2 separate regions of the Homo sapiens genome follow, and region 1 is linked to region 2. A link is a loop called in an ENCODE intact Hi-C map of the cell type or tissue named here. Cell type or tissue: dorsolateral prefrontal cortex. All regions are shown on one strand. Links, peaks and the distances in the headings refer to the core of each region. The heading gives the core; the rest is flanking DNA.

Evidence for each region. A loop is a pair of places that touch in the nucleus more often than their neighbours do. Peaks named below come from ENCODE experiments on the same cell type or tissue, not always from the same donor. Only the 100,000 strongest peaks of a DNase experiment are listed, where the experiment ranks them.
Region 1: it touches region 2 in a loop (2.3-fold over the local background); 1 of 110 quality-filtered maps calls a loop at or near these places.

Annotation. Positions count from the first base shown.
Region 1 is chr9:101,092,942-101,104,098 of GRCh38, reverse strand. The region is part of intron 1 of PLPPR1 (phospholipid phosphatase related 1); the gene reads right to left. Among named protein-coding and RNA genes, the nearest start is that of PLPPR1, 70 kb to the right of the region's middle. RefSeq lists enhancers at 4,789-5,358, 5,359-5,930. In dorsolateral prefrontal cortex, for the core only: no CTCF peak of the experiment used is centred there; no DNase peak of the experiment used is centred there.
Region 2 is chr9:101,024,753-101,035,909 of GRCh38, reverse strand. PLPPR1 (phospholipid phosphatase related 1) reads right to left here and starts at 7,183. Exons shown (of 8, transcript NM_207299.2): 1 at 6,808-7,183. In dorsolateral prefrontal cortex, for the core only: no CTCF peak of the experiment used is centred there; DNase peaks (open chromatin) are centred at 6,121 and 7,239; H3K4me3 peaks cover 3,656 bases; H3K27ac peaks cover 3,375 bases; H3K27me3 peaks cover 1,450 bases.

The sequences.
Region 1 (11,157 bases), core at 2,144-10,143, 68 kb before region 2:
CCCTGTTTGCAGATGACATGATTGTTTATCTAGAAAACCCCATCGTCTCAGCCCAAAATCTCCTTAAGCTGATAAGCAACTTCAGCAAAGTCTCAGGAGACAAAATCAATGTACAAAAATCACAAGCATTCTTATACACCAACAACAGACAAACAGAGAGCCAAATCATGAGTGAACTCCCATTCACAATTGCTTCAAAGAGAATAAAATACCTAGGAATCCAACTTACAAGGGATGTGAAGGACCTCTTCAAGGAGAACTACAAACCACTGCTCAAGGAAATAAAAGAGGACACAAACAAATGGAAGAACATTCCATGCTCATGGGTAGGAAGAATCAATATCGTGAAAATGGCCATACTGCCCAAGGTAATTTACAGATTCAATGCCATCCCCATCAAGCTACCAATGACTTTCTTCACAGAATTGGAAAAAACTACTTTAAAGTTCATATGGAACCAAAAAAGAGCCCGCATCGCCAAGTCAATCCTAAGCCAAAAGAACAAAGCTGGAGGCATCACACTACCTGACTTCAAACTATACTACAAGGCTACAGTAACCAAAACAGCATGGTACTGGTACCAAAACAGAGATATAGATCAATGGAACAGAACAGAGCCCTCAGAAATAATGCCGCATATCTACAACTATCTGATCTTTGACAAACCTGAGAAAAACAAGCAATGGGGAAAGGATTCCCTATTTAATAAATGGTGCTGGGAAAACTGGCTAGCCATATGTAGAAAGCTGAAACTGGATCCCTTCCTTACACCTTATACAAAAATCAATTCAAGATGGATTAAAGATTTAAACGTTAGACCTAAAACCATAAAAACCCTAGAAGAAAACCTAGGCATTACCATTCAGGACATAGGCGTAGGCAAGGACTTCATGTCCAAAACACCAAAAGCAATGGTAACAAAAGCCAAAATTGACAAATGGGATCTAATTAAACTAAAGAGCTTCTGCACAGCAAAAGAAACTACCATCAGAGTGAACAGGCAACCTACAACATGGGAGAAAATTTTCGCAACCTACTCATCTGACAAAGGGCTAATATCCAGAATCTACAATGAACTCAAACAAATTTACAAGAAAAAAACAAACAACCCCATCAAAAAGTGGGCGAAGGACATGAACAGACACTTCTCAAAAGAAGACATTTATGCAGCCAAAAAACACATGAAAAAATGCTCATCATCACTGGCCATCAGAGAAATGCAAATCAAAACCACTATGAGATATCATCTCACACCAGTTAGAATGGCAATCACTAAAAAGTCAGGAAACAACAGGTGCTGGAGAGGATGTGGAGAAATAGGAACACTTTTACACTGTTGGTGGGACTGTAAACTAGTTCAACCATTGTGGAAGTCAGTGTGGTGATTCCTCAGGGATCTAGAACTAGAAATACCATTTGACCCAGCCATCCCATTACTGGGTATATACCCAAATGACTATAAATCATGCTGCTATAAAGACACATGCACACGTATGTTTATTGCGGCATTATTCACAATAGCAAAGACTTGGAACCAACCCAAATGTCCAACAATGATAGACTGGATTAAGAAAATGTGGCACATATACACCATGGAATATTATGCAGCCATAAAAAATGATGAGTTCATGTCCTTTGTAGGGACATGGATGAAATTGGAAACCATCATTCTCAGTAAACTATCGCAAGAACAAAAAACCAAACACCGCATATTCTCACTCATAGGTGGGAATTGAACAATGAGATCACATGGACACAGGAAGGGGAATATCACACTCTGGGGACTGTGGTGGGGTCGGGGGATGGGGGAGGGATAGCATTGGGAGATATACCTAATGCTAGATGACGAGTTAGTGGGTGCAGCGCACCAGCATGTCACATGTATACATATGTAACTAACCTGCACAATGTGCACATGTACCCTAAAACTTAAAGTATAATAATAAAATAAAAAAAAAAAGAATAAAGCTATAATAGGAACCACAAAAAAAAAAAAAAAAAAAAAGTTGTTCCTACCTTCAAGGAGTTTACAAGCTTATAGTATAATGGGAAAGCAGACAATTACATAAAAATTACTAGAAACATGATAAGTGAAAAAGGTAGTAACTTATAAACAGCATGGAAGAGGTGATGGCAGAATTCTTTTTTGGGAGAATAGTACTGCACTTGTATTTGCAAGTACTCTTTAAAGGGCTTCTAGACTGGCTTTAAAGGAAAAAGTTTAAACAGAGGAGCTCATCTGCTTTGTGGTTTAGGGTTATCTGTATTGGGTTCATGGGTTTATTCTCTAAATATATTCAAGAAATACCACAGTTCTTGAGAATCAGCTTCTATAGAATGATGAAGAATGCAGAAAAAAAAGATTTGCCCTCAAGGAGCTAATAGTTTTGTTCAAGGGTTTGAACCATATGGTCCATTGATATCTAAAGGATCTTTACATTTGTTTATCGTTTCATTCATCCTTTTATTCCATTTATTCAAGTGGATGACCATATATTCCATAAAGTGTTTCATAAGAAATTTTGGAAAGCAATAATGTCTGATGCTGAATTGTTATTGTTTCTTTTTTTTTTTTTCCATTTGAATTACCTCAGATTATCCTCAGGTCTTCAAGAAATGTGTCAACCACTGTCCAGAGCTGGTTCTGGAGCTGCAGCTGGACCAAAAGGTGACATACAGTAACAAAGATTCAGGAGCATTGACAGTAAACACTCATTTTCAGGACAGGACCACATTTCCTTTAGTATTAGCATACTAAATAAAAGAATGATAAATAAAAAGCCAGAAAACCCAAGGACACTTATTATATTTTGATGGGAGAAATATATGATGATATGTAAGTCATCACTGGCACATTAACCCAGTCCACATGTTTCTTCAGAGAGGTCCTAACTTTGATAAATCCTTAGAAGAATTCATGACTGCCATCCCACCACACAAAAAAGTCAAGAACCATTGGTAAAGAATGAGAGAAATGTAACTAATTATAACACAGAGCAAATGCTATAATAAAAGAATGCACAAAGTTCCAGCAGTAAGCTCAACAAGACACTAACAGGAATGGGTGTGCATTTCTTAAGGCTTAATTTACTTACACATACCTTTTAGTATACACAATACTGCACACTGGCTCAAAGTGTGAGTTTTGAGATCAGGCAGATCTGCATTCACATTTGATTCTCCCACTGTTTAGCTATGTTACTGTGGGTGAATTACTTTGCATTACTAACCACAGTTCTCTTAGCTATAGAATGGGGAAATAACAGTCCTAACTGTGGGGCCCTAACTATGAGGATTAAATTATAAAGAACCTGGGGAAATACCTGTGTATTATAACTGCTTGATAAATATGAACTAGGAACACAACACACACACACACACACACACACACACACACACACGGAACAAAGAGTAAATAGTTTCTGATGAACTGTCTTTGAGCTTCTCCCATATATTATCAGAAAATAATTCCTTGAAATTTCTTAAATGCTAGCATATAAAAGTGTGTGTTCTAAAATACATTTCCGTAATAATTATATTATTTTAGTGGTCAAAAATAATGATGTTGCACTTTAAGCAGGTGAGTTGAGAGAAGTGTGAGGAGTTGGGGTGGAAGACTCATACAAAGGCAGACAGTTCCAATAATACCTAGAAAATGCAGTCTTAGGTTTTTTTCACAAATAAAAATAAATAAGTAATTAGAAGGTAAAACCTAATTCTTATTCCTTTCCCAGGTCCCCCCTTTAATCCACTCAGTCTCATTAGCCTGCCTTTGCAAATGGAGATGAAATAATTTTGCATTGCAAAATAATCACTGCCACCCCAAAGGTGAGATCTTCCCATCTTCTTCACTTTCCATGTGTGACATTCTTTAAATCAGACCTTTTTATCTTTCTACTTTGCTGCGTTCTAAATTTAGTTAGGGACCCATATTAACTCATTTTTTTTTGTAAATTTCATGTTTCAGAATATTGCACGTAAGAAAAAAAATGCCTAAAATGTGATTCTTGTAAAGGAAATGATGAGCCCCTCTGACCGTATGTCAGAAAAAGAAAGAAAGAAAATAATCAGCCACCACATTTTTTTCCCAAATCTATAACTCTTTCTCATTTTACTGCAATACACTGAGAAAAAATAATCATCAGTGACTGGATCTGGGAAGCAATTTATTATTGGACATTAGTGGAAAACTCTCTTTCAGTTCTATACAGCACAGACTCCTTCACTGCTTCAAGGGGAGAAGAGGAGAAAGAAGGGCACTTTCTGGTGAGCCATATTTATTTAGTGTACTGTCATCCCTTGGTATCCATGGGGGAGTTGTTCCAGGACTTCTCAAGAATACCAAAATCTACAGATACTCAAATCCCTTACATAAAATGGTGTAGTTTTTGCATATAACATACGCATGGTCATTCTCCTGTATATCCTAAACCATCTCTTAATTCCTTATAATACCTAATACAATGTAAGCACTATGTAAGTGGCTGTCATATCGTATTGTCTAGGGAATGATGCAAAGGGAAAAAAGTCTGTACCTGTTCAGTACAGATGTAACCATCCTTTTTCTCCCCATGTATTTTCAATCTGAGGTTGGTTGAATTCATGGATGGGTAACCCACAGACAGGGAGAGCTGGATATATTTGCATTTCATGCTTTTTTTTCCCACCACAATTAATTTCTCTCAACTTTGCAATATATGTCAGAAATCAGAAAACAAATCCTTCTTCCTAGTCAATATTTAGGACATGAATATTTACCAAGTGGCTCATCACAGGATCATAGACAAAAAGGGAAACAGACGCAGACAAACAGTGCTGGGCTAGGAGGGACATTAGAAACAATTTAATTCAACTTTCTCCATCATAATAGCATTCATAGGGTTTTGTTTTGCTGTTGCTGGTTTGTTTGCATTTTACTAAGCACTTTACATGGCTTGTCTCTTTAAATATTCACATCCCCACTGACCAACACACTCCTCCCCCGCCTCCCCCCGACACACACACACCACATCCATTAGACTTATTTTATAGAAAATTGAGGTTTAGAGGGATTGAGTGACTTTCCGAGAGTCAAAGAACTAGTAATTGGTGCCTTTAGGCTTTGAACCCAGGACTGAGCAACTCCAGAGCCTGTCCTTGTATAAGAACAAGCATGTCGAGGACAGCCTTTAAACGCTCATCTATAGACAAAAGAGAAGTTAGTGAGCTCTTGTTCTCTTATATTCAAGACTCACTTCTCACTTTCCATATTTGAAAATGGAGGCCCAGAAACTCCAATTAATGAACCAAGACCACAAAAGTACCCAGTGGCATGGCCAGGATGGAACTCAGGAATTCCTGTTCCCAGTTGGTTCCTCTTGAACCACACACTTGATCCTTGACATTTACATTAAATACACTTTTCCTATTTTTAAAGGGATGCACTGTTTTGAGAGGCCACTTGCTGCTGCATCTTGCCTGCTTCCCTGATGGGTTGACTTCATTTCCCTTTCTCTTCTTTTACCCACCATTCACATGTTGATGACCCCTGGGGCTCCACATCTTTAGCCTCTTTGTTCCCCACTCATTCACTAGTCAGTCCCATTCCCATGAGTTTAGTTATCACTGACAGATCATCTCCACACTTCTGTCTTTGACCTGAACTATTCCCTGACCTCCAGACCCTAGAAGGGGTATGCAACCTCCCCTTCTGAATGTTGCAGAAGTGCCTCGATTGACTGTGTCTGATATCAAATGCATCATCCCTCCCTGTGCATCCTGCCTTCCTCCCCCATCTCATTTATTCGTTCTACCTGATACTCATGACCCACCAGGACACAAGTCCACGAGTGCTATTGAATTTTACTTCTAAAATGTCTTCTTATTCTGCCTCTTTCCACTGCTTTTGCTATAATTTAAGACCTTATCATCTGGCATAAACAGATGTTGGCAGTAGATTTCCTGCTACATTTCCAATCTATCTTCCACTCGGCCTCCAGAGTGATATTTCTGAACACAAACCAATCACATGACTTCCTTGCTTAAATCTATGCATTGATGCTCTATCACTTACTGGGAGGGGGAAAAAAAGCACCACCATGTTCAGGTTCAGTGTTATAGGCCACAAGGACTTCTGTGACCTGATGTCTCATGAACACTCTAGTCTCATTCTCTACTCCTCGTATTTTCATTATACAAATCCAAAACTACATGAGGTTCTCCAGACATGCCAAGCTATTTTATATTTTATGCTTATTGCCTTAGCTGGGCCCTCTTACAGAAATACCTCCCCCACCTACCTCTTCCTGGCATCCTGAAGAATTCCTAATCAGCTTTTGAAACAGACCTCACACGTCATCTCTTCCATCCACACATCCTCCTCTGGGTGGATTCCATTCCGAATGTGGCCATTGTTTCTTGTGTGTCTCTGGTCCTTGGACACTCGTTGCTGCATTTCCCACAGTGTATGGTAATTATTTGTATGTTTGTCTTATGATACAGACAATGAATACTTTCAGGTGTAAAACACATACATACCTTCTAGGGTTAAATCTACTCAGATGGTACTAGCACTCACTCAGATATTCCACATACCCTCAGATTTTAAACATGCTTGTTCACATGTTTGACAGAGGTATTGAGATGTAACACAGGTTCACTTATATTCTAAGCACATCATTCAAATGTTACATGTGCTCCTGTAGATGGCACAATACTTGTTTGGGTGATACATTTGTCCCTTAAATGTTAACATGTTCACTTAGATCTGACTTAGATGTTAATCAGTTCACTTGGGTGCTACATGCAGGTGTTACACATACTTAGGACAGTGGTTCTCAAAATGCACTTTCCAGACCACCAGGCGCAGCATCACCTGGAAGCTCATTAGAAATGCAAATTCTAACCTCACCCTTAATCTGCTGAATCAGAAACTCTGGGGTGAGGTCCCAGCAATCTGTGCAAGTTGTGCAGATGATTCTGGCCATGCTCAAGTTTGAGATCCACTGACTTAGATGTCACACACCCTCATTCAGCTGTTCTCCCTGCCTGTTCAGATGATGTCCTTATTCATGTGGGTGATACACATGTTCACTAAAATGTTACACATGTCTGCAGCTTTGATCTCCTGGGCTCAAGCAATCCCTCCCACTTTAGACTCCCTTGTAGCTGGGACTACAGGTGTGGGCCACCACATCTGGCTAAGTTTTAAATTTTTTTGTAGAGATGGGGTCTCACTATGTTACCCAGAGTGCTTTCAAACTCCTGGGCTCAAGCAATCCTTCCACGTCAGCCTCTCAAGGTGCTGGGATTACAGGTGTGAACCACTGTGCCTGGCCAGCTTTTCTAAAAACCATATTCACTTAGATGGCAAAGAGCTCCAACATTACACACTGATATTTATATAGCACATGTGCTTATTCAGATGTTATTCCTGAGATATTGCAAATCCTCATTAGACAGCACACATGTACATGAAAATAATGCAAATGTTCACTGTGTTGTTAACAACGCTCATTTAAATGTTACATATGTTAAACTATTCACTTTGATCTTTGATATTCATGTGCTTATTTAACTATTACCTACCCTTTTGCAGATGATACACATGTTCACTCAGGTCTTATGCATGTTTATACATATGCTTCACAAACATCTTCTGATGTTATATATGCCTATTCAGATCACTCTTGCTCATGTAGACACCGATGGATCATTGCATTATATGTGCACTCACTCAGATATTGTATCGTGTACCAGGTGTGCATTGCTAACCAATCCATGCTAGAGATGATCAAGGAGTAGCTACTGTTCTGGCCACTTCCCACTGTGATTATGTTATTCTTCTTCTGAAAGGTATACTTGGTCCTCTATGGCCCCCAGGCCCTTTCCTGATGCTGCTGGCATTCCACTGCTTTTTAAGAAGAATGTGCTGGCCCACCCATTGCCTCATCACTTTTTGTGATCTTCAGGGTAGCCCAAGCACACCACTGTTTACACAGAATTTATACCTGTTTGCCACACTCAAATACCCTCATCTACTTGAAGAAAATTGTTCCAGCAATTGTAAGGCTTTTACTGGATTTGAATGTGCTTATAACCACATCTTCTGTCATTTTTGGCAACCCACAGTCATGTAACTACAAGGCATTCCATGTTCATTCATTTCAGGGAAGCTTTTGATTGGTTCTACTTCATGATGTTACAATTGCTTTAACCACAATCAATAAGAAAGGCTTGGACAGCAACACTGGGTCAACATTTAAAGCAAAGAGTATTGATTGAGAACTTATTATGAATTCAGCCTCCTTCAGAGGCCCAGAAATACTTCTCTGTGTGTCCCAAGTGTTTCCTCCTCCAATATGCAGAGAAAGAGCTTGGTGTTTGGAGTCAGACTGGTGGTAATTTGAATCTCGGTTCCACCACTTACTCTGTGACCTTGAGAAAACCATTTAATATTTCAGAAACATGGTTTCTTCATCGTATAAAGGGGATAGTAATGCCTACCCTGAAGCTTTTATGTGAAAGTTTTATGTCTGGCACATAATATGTGATCAAGGAAGTTTAGCTTTTAAAAAAGGATTATGTTATAAGCTAAACAAAGGCAAAAATTATGCTTTCTCACATCGAAACTACCATGATACATGCAGGTAAGGTTTGGACTGGCAGCCAAGCTCCATTTATACAGGCAAACAAGCCCATCACAGTCTCAAGAAAGATCCAGACCAGGAACCTCCAAGGAGTAGTAAGGACAATGCTCAAAAGTCCAGCAGTCCAACAAACAATCAGCTACTATAATTCTACCCACAGCTGTCAGAAAACTCCTCAGCAGAAGCATAGGAAGCAGTGGGGAATGAATAGAAGTCCCAGTTATCTCAGATGTTATTCAAATAAAATCTTGGAATAGGGATTCAGTCTAAAGTACCATCCTATTGACTGAGGCACATGAGGATAGAAGAAGTGAGACTATTGAGCTTGGAAAACATGGTACTAATGGACCATTCCAGGACAGACAATTTGAAGATCTGAGAAAGGGATAGACAACTATATAAACACTGACTACAGTCACTATTCAGACACCTTACACTGGGTCAGATTAGCTGCAAGGCCATCGACAACACAGCCTGGAGCTTGTGTTCAGCACTGAGGCTTGATGCTACCAGGCACTAGGGAAGAGGATGGGGGTCCTTGAAACTTCCTGCCTAATATCAGATTGTTTCTAGAATGGAGATAGACTGAAGCCCCATGGGAGGTCACTAGTGAGCTGAAAAAAGTGGAAGCAAGAAAATGGGATTGTGGGTTGGTGACACAGTGGCTGCTAAAGTAGTTTTCCCATGTTTGCCACATTTAACTCACAATTTGGTGCTTATCAACCAAAAGGATCACCTGGCTGTATGCATTCATTCTTTAAATGAGGCAACCTATGTGCAGTGTTTAGAACAGTGCCTGACATAGACTAACGACCATATAAGCATTTTCTAATATGATGGTATTTATGAATTAATTCAACAACTATATAATGTATAGCTGCATGTTTTAGTTTTGAGGGATATAGGAAAATAAAACAGTCCTAAGCTCAAGGGATCAATAATCTATTAATCTAATCTGATTTTTATAAACATAAAAATATAAAGGAAAGAATGCCTAATTATGCATGGGTTTGGTGAGGTGGGTGTGCTCCAGAGAGCTTCTCTGGCGTGTTTGAGTGCATTCTGCATTCCTGTGTATTCAGCAAGACAGAGAAAGTAGGATGTTGCAAAAGAACACTAGCAACTGCAAAGGCACAGGAGGGTAATACAATCAGGGAAATGAAAGGAGCCAAAGATACTATACAGAGAATAGAAAAAATGCGAGCTATAGAGGAAGGTTAGAACCAGATAGCAAAGGCCTTAAGTGTCTTGATAGGAGATTAGACATAAGCCCATGGGTAATAGGGAGCCACTGAAGGTCTTTAAGAAAGAGAATGGCTTGAGTTGATTTGTCTTTTAGAAATATCACTCTGGCTACCATATGAAGAATATCCGGAGAGTGGCAAGGCAGGAAGAAGGGAGCTTACTAGAATATTCTGGCTGCAATTCAGATGGATGATGATGATGCCCTGGATAAAGGAGGAGCAGGAGAGCTGCAGATGGGAGGTAAGAGGTAAAAATTATGGGATTTGATGATCACATGAACAAGGGGTTGGGAGAGAGAACATGTATCCTATCACACTTTCAGAAAAACTGCAAGTTACAAATCAAATGTTGCATTGGAGCTGGAAACAATGGTCTGCTCCTTTGGTGAGTAATCCAGGAATGCTGGCAATGATTCACAGATTCCTGGTCATCATGCATTCTGGGCCTTGACTACTTCTGGGATGATAAAGCCCCAAGGCTGATCTAGTGAAAAGAGGTAGTCACAATCTCCATTTCATTTAAGCAAAGAAGATGGAAGTGGCTGCTATGTAGTAGTGATGCACTTACATGTCAGTTGAGTAGATGGATGAAAATTTTAAAGTTAAAGTAGAAGAACATAGGGTTGAATGCAAAATTGGTCCATGGTTGTGGCATGTTTGCTAGATGCATCAAAACAGACAAGGAACTAATTACATGACTTCTGAATAGGCAGAAGGCTGACATTCTGAAGTTTCTAAGCTCTGTTATAGCTCCCATGACCAAAATATTCAGTTAAAAATGTCAGGGCTACATATTAAGTGGGCACTCAATTGAGTGAATAAATTAATGAATGAATTTTTCTGAAATATTAAATCTAGCTTTCAAGATTCCCCAGTGATTACTTTATCGTTCATATTTTCTACATGGGCTTGGTGGCAGCCTATTAATAACTGAGAGTGTTGATTAATGGATTAGTATTAACTTGGAGGGAAGTTTCAGCATTCCCAGGTTTCTGTATTTGGCTCAATCCTGTTCAAGCTTTTAGTCTATAATTTAGATGAAAGTGCTATTGTTATTCTTATCAAATTTGAAAATGACTCAAAGCTGGTGACTTGCCTCTCTCCTTCCTTCCTTAGAAAGTAGTGAGAGTATGTCTAAAGCTCAAGCTGCCATAATAAAAGACCATAGGCTCGGTAGCAGTAGCTTAAACAACATTTATTTCTCTGGAAGCTGGAAAGTCCTAGACCACAGTGCTATTAGATTTGGTGTCTGGTGAGGGCCCTCTTCCTGGTTTGCAGATGGTCAT
Region 2 (11,157 bases), core at 1,515-9,514:
TAACTACAGTAAGCAAAAGCCTCAGGTAAGTTGCTGCAGTTCCTTAGTTCTCAGTTTCCTTGTGTCATTTCACTTGAAAGTCTGACTAGGTAACTTCTAACGAATCTTTGAACTTGGGACAATCCTATGATTTTCTATAATATGAAGTTGCTTTATTTGAAGTGTCATCAATGACTCAAAAGGAGAAGTTGGTTCAGTAATTGATTCAGTTATTCAATCAAAAACGTTTACTGAACGCTTATATATGCCAAGCACTATGTTAGGCACAAAAAAATACAGAGTTGGGGACTACTGAAACACATAGAAAGAGAAGCCAACCTTAGAGTTAAGAGGTCAGGACAACTTCCCTAGAAAGAGACTCTGACCTAAAAACCCAAAGGAGTTAGGGGAAGACAAGGACGGAATTCCAGAAAGAGGGAACAGCATGGCGAAAGGCCTGAAGGTAAAAAGAAAAATCTCATGGGGGTAACTGTAAGAAGTTTAGTTTGGATGAAACATTAATAGGATGGATGGGGGGTAAAAAGTCTTTGATTATAGCACAGTAATAGAAGTATTTGCCAGAGTATAATGCAAAGACACAGAGTTATGAGTCAAACCCGGGTTGCAGTTCCTGCCCTGCTGCCAAATAGCTAGATGACAGAGTTTCCACATCCACTGGGATTCTATTTTAGAACACATGACAAATTTTTCCATGAAGGGAGGCATTTAATTTCCTACGGAATGTTGTAAATCTCACATTTGAGATATTTACAGTTTATGTCCCTCAGTACCAAAGAGGTGCTGTAATTAATACAAGTAGTCGTTTCCCTAAAACAATCTGCTAAACAGCTAAGTCCCTGTTGTCTGATGCCTATGAGCCTGAAGGTGCAAAGACTAGGCTAAACGCAAGCAAACTTTCATCTTCCCCAGACAGGTGTGAGAAGTGGGCAACTAGGCAAGTGTTATTGGCAGGTACTTCCAGCACATGTCTACTCTACCTAGGCTTATGACAGCCGAGCTGGTCTGCGCCTGCCATATTTGTGTCTGCTGATTTAATTTCTGCACTTAGGAAGACAGGATTCAAGCCAACTATTTATAACCAACCCCCCCGCCCCCAAATTTTTTAATGAATGCAAAAGCACACCATCTCTTGAGTCCTGAGCATAAAGTCAAAGCTTTATGTTTTTAACCTCACTGCTATCACACTTAATACTCTCCATTTATTAGGTACTTACTCTGTCCGACCTTTACAACAAACTCAGTTAATCCTCACAAACCTCTGCAATGGGATCCATCTTAAAAGCAGGAGTAATTGAAAGCACAGAGAAGTAAACTGTGTGCCCAAAGTCGCACAGTTTATAAGTGGCAGAGCCAGAATTAAGAATTCATTTAATTTAGAATTCTGAATCAATTCAGAATTAATTCAGGTTAACAGCCTAACTCTAGAGCCTGTGCTCTTAACCGCTGTGCTACATAAACAAGTCAGGCTCATCAGCCTGCATGCCCAAGTGGTACCATTGAGGTATGGCACTCAGAGGCTCCTTAAGTTTCCAGGACATTCAAGGATCTGAATTCTCTGAGTTTTAGAGGACTCATTTCAGTCATGTAGTTGTGGGGAAGAAGAGCATCTGCTGTATCTGTCCTCAAATATATCTTTGCATGCTCTTGGAGAAAGGCATCCTTTCTCCTCTCTCTCTCCTCTCCTGTTCTCATTTCCCAAACCCTTTGTTCTTAGACACTAGCTGGTTCCATCTGCTCCCTTTTGATAAAAAATGCACTTGAGACTCACTGTACCTTCTCACTGTACCTACAGCCCCATAACTCTTTCCCCTGCTAGACTTCATAAGTGACTGATAGTTACGCATTGCACGTTTTTTTTTTCCTCCCATTCCCCACTGAACTCTCTGAAATGGTTTCTGAGCACACTGCTATACTAAAATTGCTTTCCTAATGGTCACCAGAAAACTCTTTTTCATTGTCCTTTTTCAGTTCCCTACTTTCAACCTTTTCAAACTCCCCTCACTTAAAATCATCCTGGTAATTTATACATTTGATGAAAGGAAATTGCTTGTACAATTATGAAAATGGGCTTTGAGACCTGACTCTGATACTTTGTAACTTGGTAGCTATGGACAAGCTACTGGGACCTCTCTGTTTCAGCTGCTTCAGCTGTAAAGTGGGAATAGGAGTCATAGGTGTTGTCAAGATTAAATAGGATTCCACGTGGAGGCATTTAAACAAGTCCTGGCACAGTTGGGACTGTTTCTGTGAAGTCTGAGCACTCCTCATGGTTCCCTGAGGCTTTTGCTTTCATGCCAGTTCTTTTCCTTCTTGTCTGAGTATTCACTTCCTATGCTCTTTCCTGGGGCTTATTTCTCTCCTTAATCCCTATATTTTGCTAAATGCTGAAATTTAGTCTTTGGCTGTATGGTGTCCTTCTCTTCCCATCTTCTTCCCTAATAAAAATAATACTTGGCATTTACTATGAAATCACTAGATGCTGGGATCTCTACTAATGCTTTCCAAGATGTTCTGGTGTCACCCCAAAATCAATTTCTGCAAAACAGCATTAAGCCTTTTACTTTCCTGAGCTAACCTCCTTCCCCATCCCTCTGTCACCATCAATCCAGCTACCAATGGTCAAACCCGAAGTGCTATCTTGGATTTGCCTTCTGTTGCACTCCCTGTAGTCAATTTGAAAACAAACTCTGACTATGTTTTTTCCCCATTCTGGCATCTCTTAATGGCATTTTCAGATTGAAATTCAACATGTTTGGGCTTGGTTCAGTAAGGGACCTAGTTCCTGGGTCTGCAGTGTTGATGGCTGGAACACAGATGATCTGGCCCTCATTCCAGGATGCCAAGATGCAATGAGCTCTTTAAGTGAGATCCTTATGAACTCTCTGGTGCAGATTATTTTTAAAGTTTTCACAATGTATATTAAATCCGGAAATTCTGACAAGAAAGGGGGAAAAGGGAATTTATACACACTGCCATACTACTATGTATCAGCAACTGTGCTAAATGCTGTTGCTTCCAAGATGCAGTGATGAGCTCATTTTTTAAACATAAAAAAGAGTCATGATGCTATTTCTTAGTGGCACTTCAGGGTACAGTTCTTCTTCATAGGGGCAGCTGAGAAAATATGTTTTTTGTTTTGATTTGTGGCCTCCTTGGCACATTTTAACACTGACCTCCAAGTCAGTTGATCACGTTGGAGAAATGGAAGTCATGATTTATCTTCTACTATTCTAATGCAGGAATCATCACCTCATGGCTGGATTTCTCATTCATTTATTTAATGATTCATTCAACAAATATTTATTGGGTCCCTACTCCATACCAGGCCTGTGCTAAATGCTGGTGATGCCACTGTGAATGCCTTACTCTCACAATGCAAAAAAGGCAGCTACACAAGTGAATGCCAGGAAAGAAGAGGGTGATATAGGAGCACACAGAAGAAGGAAGGCCCTTCTTATATTAGCAGGCTTTATTTCACTTGTCTTTCAGATACATCTCCTCTTGTCCACCCCTACTGCCACCACCCTCATCATTTAACACCTACATTTCCACAATAAGTTCCCTGCCTCCAGTCTCAACACCTCCAAGTCATCCTCCACACTGTAGTCACAGTCATCATTCTCTAATGCAAATCTGATCATGTCTCAAACTTTCTCAACTTTCAAACAAACACCCCTAGCCTTCCCCATAAAATTGAAGTTCTTATGCTTGGATAGTTCCATTCACACTTGATTGCTGCTTATGTCTCTTGCTTGATGTTGTGCCACTGCAAAAAGCTAAGAACCCATATCTGTCGCTACAGCCACACAGAACTACTTCCAGGCCTTTCAGAGATATTTCTGCCTGGAAAGCCCTTCTTTCCTCCTTGTCCTTGTTCAAGACTCAGCTAATGTCAAGCTCTCTGAGAAACCTTCTTGATCTTCTTACTCTCCTTGAGTTGGATGCCCTCCCTTTGTGCTTCCATGGCATTCTGAGCATATCTCTAAAAAACTCACTCTATAGCATTACTTGTTAACTGGTGTCACCCAGATGCTGTTCACCCTCAATGGCTCTAACCACATGAGATGGCTTATTGCCACCCTAATTTATCAGACACTCTCAAGTATTTCCTCTGCCTGGAATGTCCTTTCTATCCTTTCCTCCCTGGTAAAAGACTATTCATTTTTCTCAAAGATCACCTGCTCAAATCCTCCAGGGAAAGGAAAAAATCACTTTCATGCCTGTACTATTGGCACATGGTTTAACCTACAATTACAGCAGTTAATCAGATTGCATCATAGTTAAATACCTGTTACCTTGATGATTGGGACCATTTTTTACTTTCTTATCTTTTTTTCCCCAGCCTCCAGCATGTAACAAGTACTTATACATGTTTTCTGAATGGTGAGAAAATCCAGGAGGAGGGGATGAAGTGTACAGCATACACGTTAAGAGCTCATAGTACAATACAGAACCATCCTGCTTTCTATTTCATGTGTGTTCATCTTGTATTTACAACTAGAACATAAACACTTTGAGGGACAGAACTATGTTACATATTTTATATGACTTCCAATGCTAAATACAGGATAGGTGGTCAATAAATCCTTGTAAATAGAATCTAGTATAATCAAAATAAACTGATCTTGCAGATGAAGGAAGAGGAAATATATAGTAACAAAGCAAATAAAGAGCTCTAGTGAAAGCAAAAAATATTCTTGATCTTTTCTTGCCAAGGTTTTCAAAGAAAATGATGAGAGTGTTCACCATGGGATAAAAAGGACATATGCTGACAATTATAGTTAAATCCCCTCTATGCCAATTTCACTTGAAAATATTCCTGGAAAGGTCTTTACTTCCCTAGTTATTTGAAAATAAAACACTCAGATTTCTATCTTACTGAATACCTTTAAAATCATAAAAGCGAAACTATTTTAATAATAAGCATCCCTTTCCCAATTCCCCCCCACCCCCTGCTTCTTTTTTTCCTTTCTTAAAAAAGCTTTTCACCTTTGGCTATGCTTACTTATGAGTGAAGATCACTTTCATAAGTCATTTCTCAATTAATCTCACAAATATCATGCTTTCTCCCACTTCAAAGAAGTCACAAAATGTTAAAGATAAAAAGGTCCCCATCCCAAGCAGCAGAGAGACTCCCCAACCTGTCATCTCAAAGTGAAGAGAAGCCCTCACCCCCACCCGTGAGGAGCAGCAGGCATAAGTACTGGATCTGAGCTTCCGGAGTTTACTTCTTTCAGCATCAGCTTGGCTTCCAGATTCCCCATACACTTTTCCTAAAAATACAAGGCTCCTGACGTGCACAAGAGCCAAAAATGTACCTGTCTGCCCAACCCGCCTTTCAGGTACAACCAACACGTCAAGATGGAGAAACTTTCACACGAGGCACTTTCTAGACCTAAACAACTAATTTGTAAGTATGCTAAATGTTATCCCAGAAATAGTGAAGTCTTTTACGCTCCAGATGTGACATTCTAGACACCTCAAAACTAGCGTCCCACCAGAAGAATAGGAGCTGCCAACCATACAAGCAGAAGGGGCATAGAAATTCAGTGAAGGCTGTAGTGTACGTCCCCTCCAGTCAACCTCTTCCTGCCTTCATTAACCTCTAGTCACACCTCTCCTAAGTGACCATTATTTGTCCCTCTTCTATCTCCCTTTGTCCCAGTCCTGGACTCCTCACAGGCTGACCCAGTCTCTGCTGTTTCAAAAGGCCATTCGATTTGACGCTTTTCCCGGGTGCAGCGGGTGCACTGCACTCTGAGATCCCGCCCCAGTAGTAGAAAGGATTTTAGGAAATCCTTTTCTCAGGACCTTTTCCGTCGGGCCGAAGAGATATTCAGAACCGTGCCTGTCCACCAACTAGATAGCAGACACCACAGAATCTCTCCCAGGAAAGAGGTTGAAAGGAAAAAAACCCGACATCCCCACAAAGAAAAATAATAATCCAGAATCCTCCACATATTCCACACGTGCGTGTCATAAAACCCTTGGGAAATGGGTTGGGAGAGGATAAAGCCCCGTCTTCCCACTGCCGCCGCCGCAGCAGCAGCCCCTGTTCAGCTCCCAGCGCTGCCGCGATGGTGTGCGTGAAGACAGCACCTTCCCTGAGGAGGAGAGATCCTAGCGTCCTCCGTTCTAGGAGGTGATTATGGCAAGCCTGTCAGTAACTCATCATTTATCCCCGCACTGACCCGAGCCTCACCCCGGCGCCTTTGGCACCGGAGCTCGATGAGAAAGCCGAAGGCCGCCCCTCCAATTTTCCAGGTGACACACACACCCCACTATGCGCCTAGGACGCAGAGGGGTGGAAGGGAAGGATGACAGGTGCCCATGCCTGAGGGAAAATCAATGGCAACCCTTACAGCTTGGGGTGAGAAATCTCAACCCCCGCCCGGGTGGGAGGACTTGGCATCAGCTACCTGCAGGGCGCCTCCGCCTGCACACCCACCCAACGCGTGCAGGCTCGCGTTGCAGCCCGGAATGCAGTCAGGAGGGTGGAACGGGACGGAGGGAGCCTCCACGCCCCCTTTGTCTCCACGTTTCCCAGATGACATGGAAGGAAAGTTTATGAGCAGGGAGGTGGTAGCTTTCTGCTGGGTCAATCTGACACCTCGCAGGAGGCGACCCTCCCTGGGTTCGTCCTCTCCTCTGCACAGCCCCAGCGCCGCCTTCATCTGCACCTCGACACCCACAAGCAAGGCATGGGACACCTGCGCCGCCGGGTCCGGCCAGGAGCTTGCCCCGCGCTGCCCTACTGCCCCGGTGCAGAGACTTCCCCAGCGGCCCGGCTGCGGGCGCCGCACTCACCTCCCGCAGCGGAGCGTCCTCCAGTGCGCCCTACTGGGCCGTCCGGCTCCCGGGAGCGAGGTACATTCAGGCGGCGGTCCGAGACACGCTCTCCAGGCGCTGCTGCATTCCGCTTGCGTGGGAGAGCAAGCCGGCGAGCGAGCGGCGCGGGCGTGTACGAGTGTGTGTTTGTGCGAGTGTGTGCGCGAGTGTGTGTATGTGTGTGTCCGTGTTTGTGCGCGCGCCCGTGGGGCGGAGGTGCGCGGGATCACAGATGCCGCTGGGCGCCCATCCCGCGCTCTGCTTCCTCCGCTGCCTCCTCCTGGCGCTGCAGCTTGCACAGGGTCCAGGTTTCAGGATCTCCTGTTTGTTTAATGAAAGGAAAGAGCAAAAGGCTGGCGCGGAGGGGGCGGAGGAGGGGAGAGGCGGGGAGGGTGCCGGGCTGCGCATGCTCAAGAGAGACTCAGCTCTGGCTCCAGAGCCCAGACAGAGCAGAGAGAGTGAGCTCGGGGTAGAGGCAAGCCAGCCAGATTGCGTCCAGCGGCAGTCGCTCCGCGGGGTTCCCAGAAGGCAGCGGGGAAACCCCGCCGCAAAGGTGCGCCCTGCGCGGGGACTCCGCGGCGCATGCAGAGCTGGAAGCCAGTGGTGGGATCCCCACCCATCCTTGGAGACCGCTTCTGCCTCGAGTCCTCGGTAACGTGGGGCTGTCCTCTCCCGGTGTGGTTTTAGCGCTGGCGCGGGCGTTCCTGTGGGCCATTCTCTTGCTTTCTACCCTGCGGGCAACCGAGATGCGTCTCCCCAGAGGTCCAGGAGGAACCACAGGCTGCAGGTCGCCCCGAACTAAAATGAGTTTCCTGGTGTGTGCTTCTTTCTTCCCCTCCCAACTTCCACTCCTTTAAGAGCAAGAAAAGGCAACGTCCAGTCGGGTCCCACAACAGCTTTAATGGGGCGAGGGCGAGAAGGGGGCTAGCGATAACTCTTCCAAACAACAAAGGAGGAGTGGAAGGAAGGTGAGTCTCTGAGGACCCCATACTAAGCCTCCTTTGATGATAGGGGTAAATGGAAGAGATATTTGCCCTATTTAAGAAGGCAAAAAAAAAAAAAAAAAAGAACAATGGGTTCATTGTCCCCTTGCCTAGAATGCCAACGCAATTCTAGGTCTTTGTGAGGCCTCTGGCTATTTGGTAAAGTGGGAGAACTGTCAACTCGAAGAGAGTCCAGTAAGAGAACCTGAGCCTGCTATGGCACAGTAACCTGAGGCCAGGGGAGATGGCAGGTGAGAGTCGTTGCAAGTAGAGTGGAAACTTCTTGGATCAGATTGTTCTGTGAGCAAAACAGAATGGTTAGGATCCATTCAAGAGCTTCTATTTTCAATCTCTTCCCTGTTTAATCGTTCTGTCTCCCCACACACCACACCCCATTTTCTTTCCTACAGAAGAAAAGACATCCCAAGCAGGAAACTCCCTGTAAAGAGATTTCTACCTCCTTTTTATTCATTTTCTGTCCCTCCAGAAAAGGATAACCTTTGGTCCCCTCTGCTTTGGAGGAATAGAGGACAGCCTGCCTTGTGCAAATCTTTTCCAAGCTTTCATTAAAGATCACCTCTAAGCATTTCCACTTTACAGTGGAAGCGAGCAGATGCCTTCTTGCTGAACTCTGACCCACATACCATTCATCTTCCCAATAATAATGCCAAGTGACACTCGAACAGCAGGACAATTAGATCAAATCCTAGAGCACACCCAGAGGAGAAAAAAACAGCATGTCTAAATACCACCAACAAAAGTTTAGGAGAACAGACTTAGAGGAAGGAGAGAAAAAAAGGAAAGTTCTTAAAAAGAGAAAGTGCCCTGGGTGTAGTGGCAGGTTTATTTTCTCAGTAGATCCTTGAAAGAAGTAGAATTGCAGCATCTCTTTGCTTAAAGGACAAGTGAGAGTAAGTCTCCATCCACCAGGTAGGGGAGATCAGGTTCTCCTGAAGAGCAGCAAAGCCTCTATAGTGAACCATGTAGGGTATTTGGAGCTCCTCCTTCCATGCCTGTTTATATCAGGACTTCCCTTTGGTGCTCGGCTTCTTGGAAGGCATCCAAGATAGATCTGCCTTGTTGTCACGTTCCCCTCAGAACAGTAAACAGTGTTCACTAGAATTGCAAGGTGTTAGTATTGGTAGGGCCAATTGCTTCCTTGAGGCAAGATAGCCATTCTCTTTGCCCTGGTGCGTAAGCACAAGGTGAGTGACGGCTTTGAATTCATGAACTAAGAGGGGCTGGGGTTTACAGTTCACTCAATAGGAGACAATTCTAAGGCACTTCCTCCTACAATGATAAGTATCCAGGGTTGCCTGGCCAAGAAGCCCACTCTATCTGAGCCTGGCCTTGGGTGAGAGGGAAAGGGATACCACTCCCCTCAATGCTTAGGGACCATCTCTAAGCAGATGGACCTGTTCGCCATCTCAAAGCAGAAAGTAGCTCCAACAAGGTGAAGGGTGAAGGAGAATTTTTAAATGCAGAATTGCAAATAAAGTGAAATCTCTTTATGGTGTGTCTGCTAGGAGATGGTGAATGAGCAGTTCTGGAAGAGATTTTTACTGTTTGGGGACAGTAGGGAAAACACAGGGACATTAAGTGAGATGATGTACATAAAGCACTTAACATAGTGCCTACTGCCTAACAAGCTCTGCATAACCTGTAGCTCTTATTTTGGTTATTAATATTTTCATTATTGTGATAGTTTATTTTTTTAAAAAGGCTAAGAAGCTCTTTTTTCCTTAGCTTAAACAAGCAAAGCAGATTAAAGCCAAAAGCCTTCCAGTTTTTCCTTCTGGCTTCCTCCATCGCCCCCTCACTCATCACCCTGATCACTGATGTATTCAAATCCATGTAATGAAAAGCATGCTACAAAGATGTGTGGCAGTGTGAATGGGGAATAGCTCCAACTCTCACCCTTCCACCCACAAATCTAGACGTAAGTGTGAGATAGCTTTGTCTTTCAGTAACATGCCTCAAGCACTTTTTGCCACTCATGTCTCACAGTGATTAAGGACTCCTGCCTGGCAGGGTCTCTTGCTATAACACCCCACCTACATTGGAATACCAAGCTTTGTATTTTCACTTTTTTTTTTTTTTGCCTGCCTTCTAATTTTAGCTATCATATGTGTTACTCCTCCTAGGTAACAAAATGCCCAAAGCCAATTAATATGCACACATCTGCAGATGGTTTGAGATAAATTAATGGTAAGAATTTCAGTGGCTGCCAGTATTTTTAATGCTCCTTTATCACAGATTTCAGACTTAATACTCATCTGCTCTACTTAAAGAATAATCCCTAAACTTTGTACTTCCTTCTACCAACCAAGCAACATACCTAATGGCCTTATTTCCTATATCAGCAAAATAACCCAGCATTGTTGCCTGGATATATATGAAATTATATATTTTTTAATATTATATATATTAAATTATATATTTTATTATATTTTTATTACATATTTTATATATGAAATTTTATATTTTTAAAGAAAACTAGCTATTAAATTTTAAATAGAAGTAGCTATTCAAAACATAATATCCAAAAAAATTCTATAATTAATAAAAACAAGTAATAGATGAAAGGACTGAACATTAAATTCTCCCAAGTTATGGAAGCTATTGAGGTGTCTGGATTCTTAGAAAACTGTATTTTCTTATAGTTTTCTTTATGTTTACATATAGTTTTCTAAGAAAACTATATGAAAATTGCATTAGGTTATATATAGGTGAAGTAACATAACTCTGTCATGATATAGCATGTGCAAAGATTCTGCTCTGAATATTTTCTAAGAAATAGGAAATACACCATTTCCATTTGAATTGTATCCTACCTATAATTTTGGTTCTTTTCAAAAATCACTCTAATAAGACAAATAAATATATAATGTTTTCTTCCTGTAGAAATTTCTTATATATAGCAATCTTTTCTGGTTCAATAAAAATGTCAGGCCATTAGTATAAAGGCTAAACTAGTGGTTTCTTATTCCAAGAATCAAAGTGTTTCTGGAACTATCAAAAACTATTACAAGACTATCCCTATAGCCCTTTGCATATATTCTTACTGTAACTCTTAACATCAAGTTCTTTTTTTATATCTGACTTGTCCCCCCTAGGTTGGATGTAAGTCATTCAAGAGCAGAGTTTATTTCTTTTTTATGCACCTAGCGCCTTGTGAAAATAAGAAAGATGTATCTGTTCAGTAAATGTTTAAGGAGTAAATGAATAAATACATTGCCAAAAGTGAATTTATGTTGGTAACACGTTGACTTTGAAATAGACTACCAAGTACCATGATACTTGGCATTCCTTATAGATGATGAAGTCAGTAGACACTGTTTTGTGT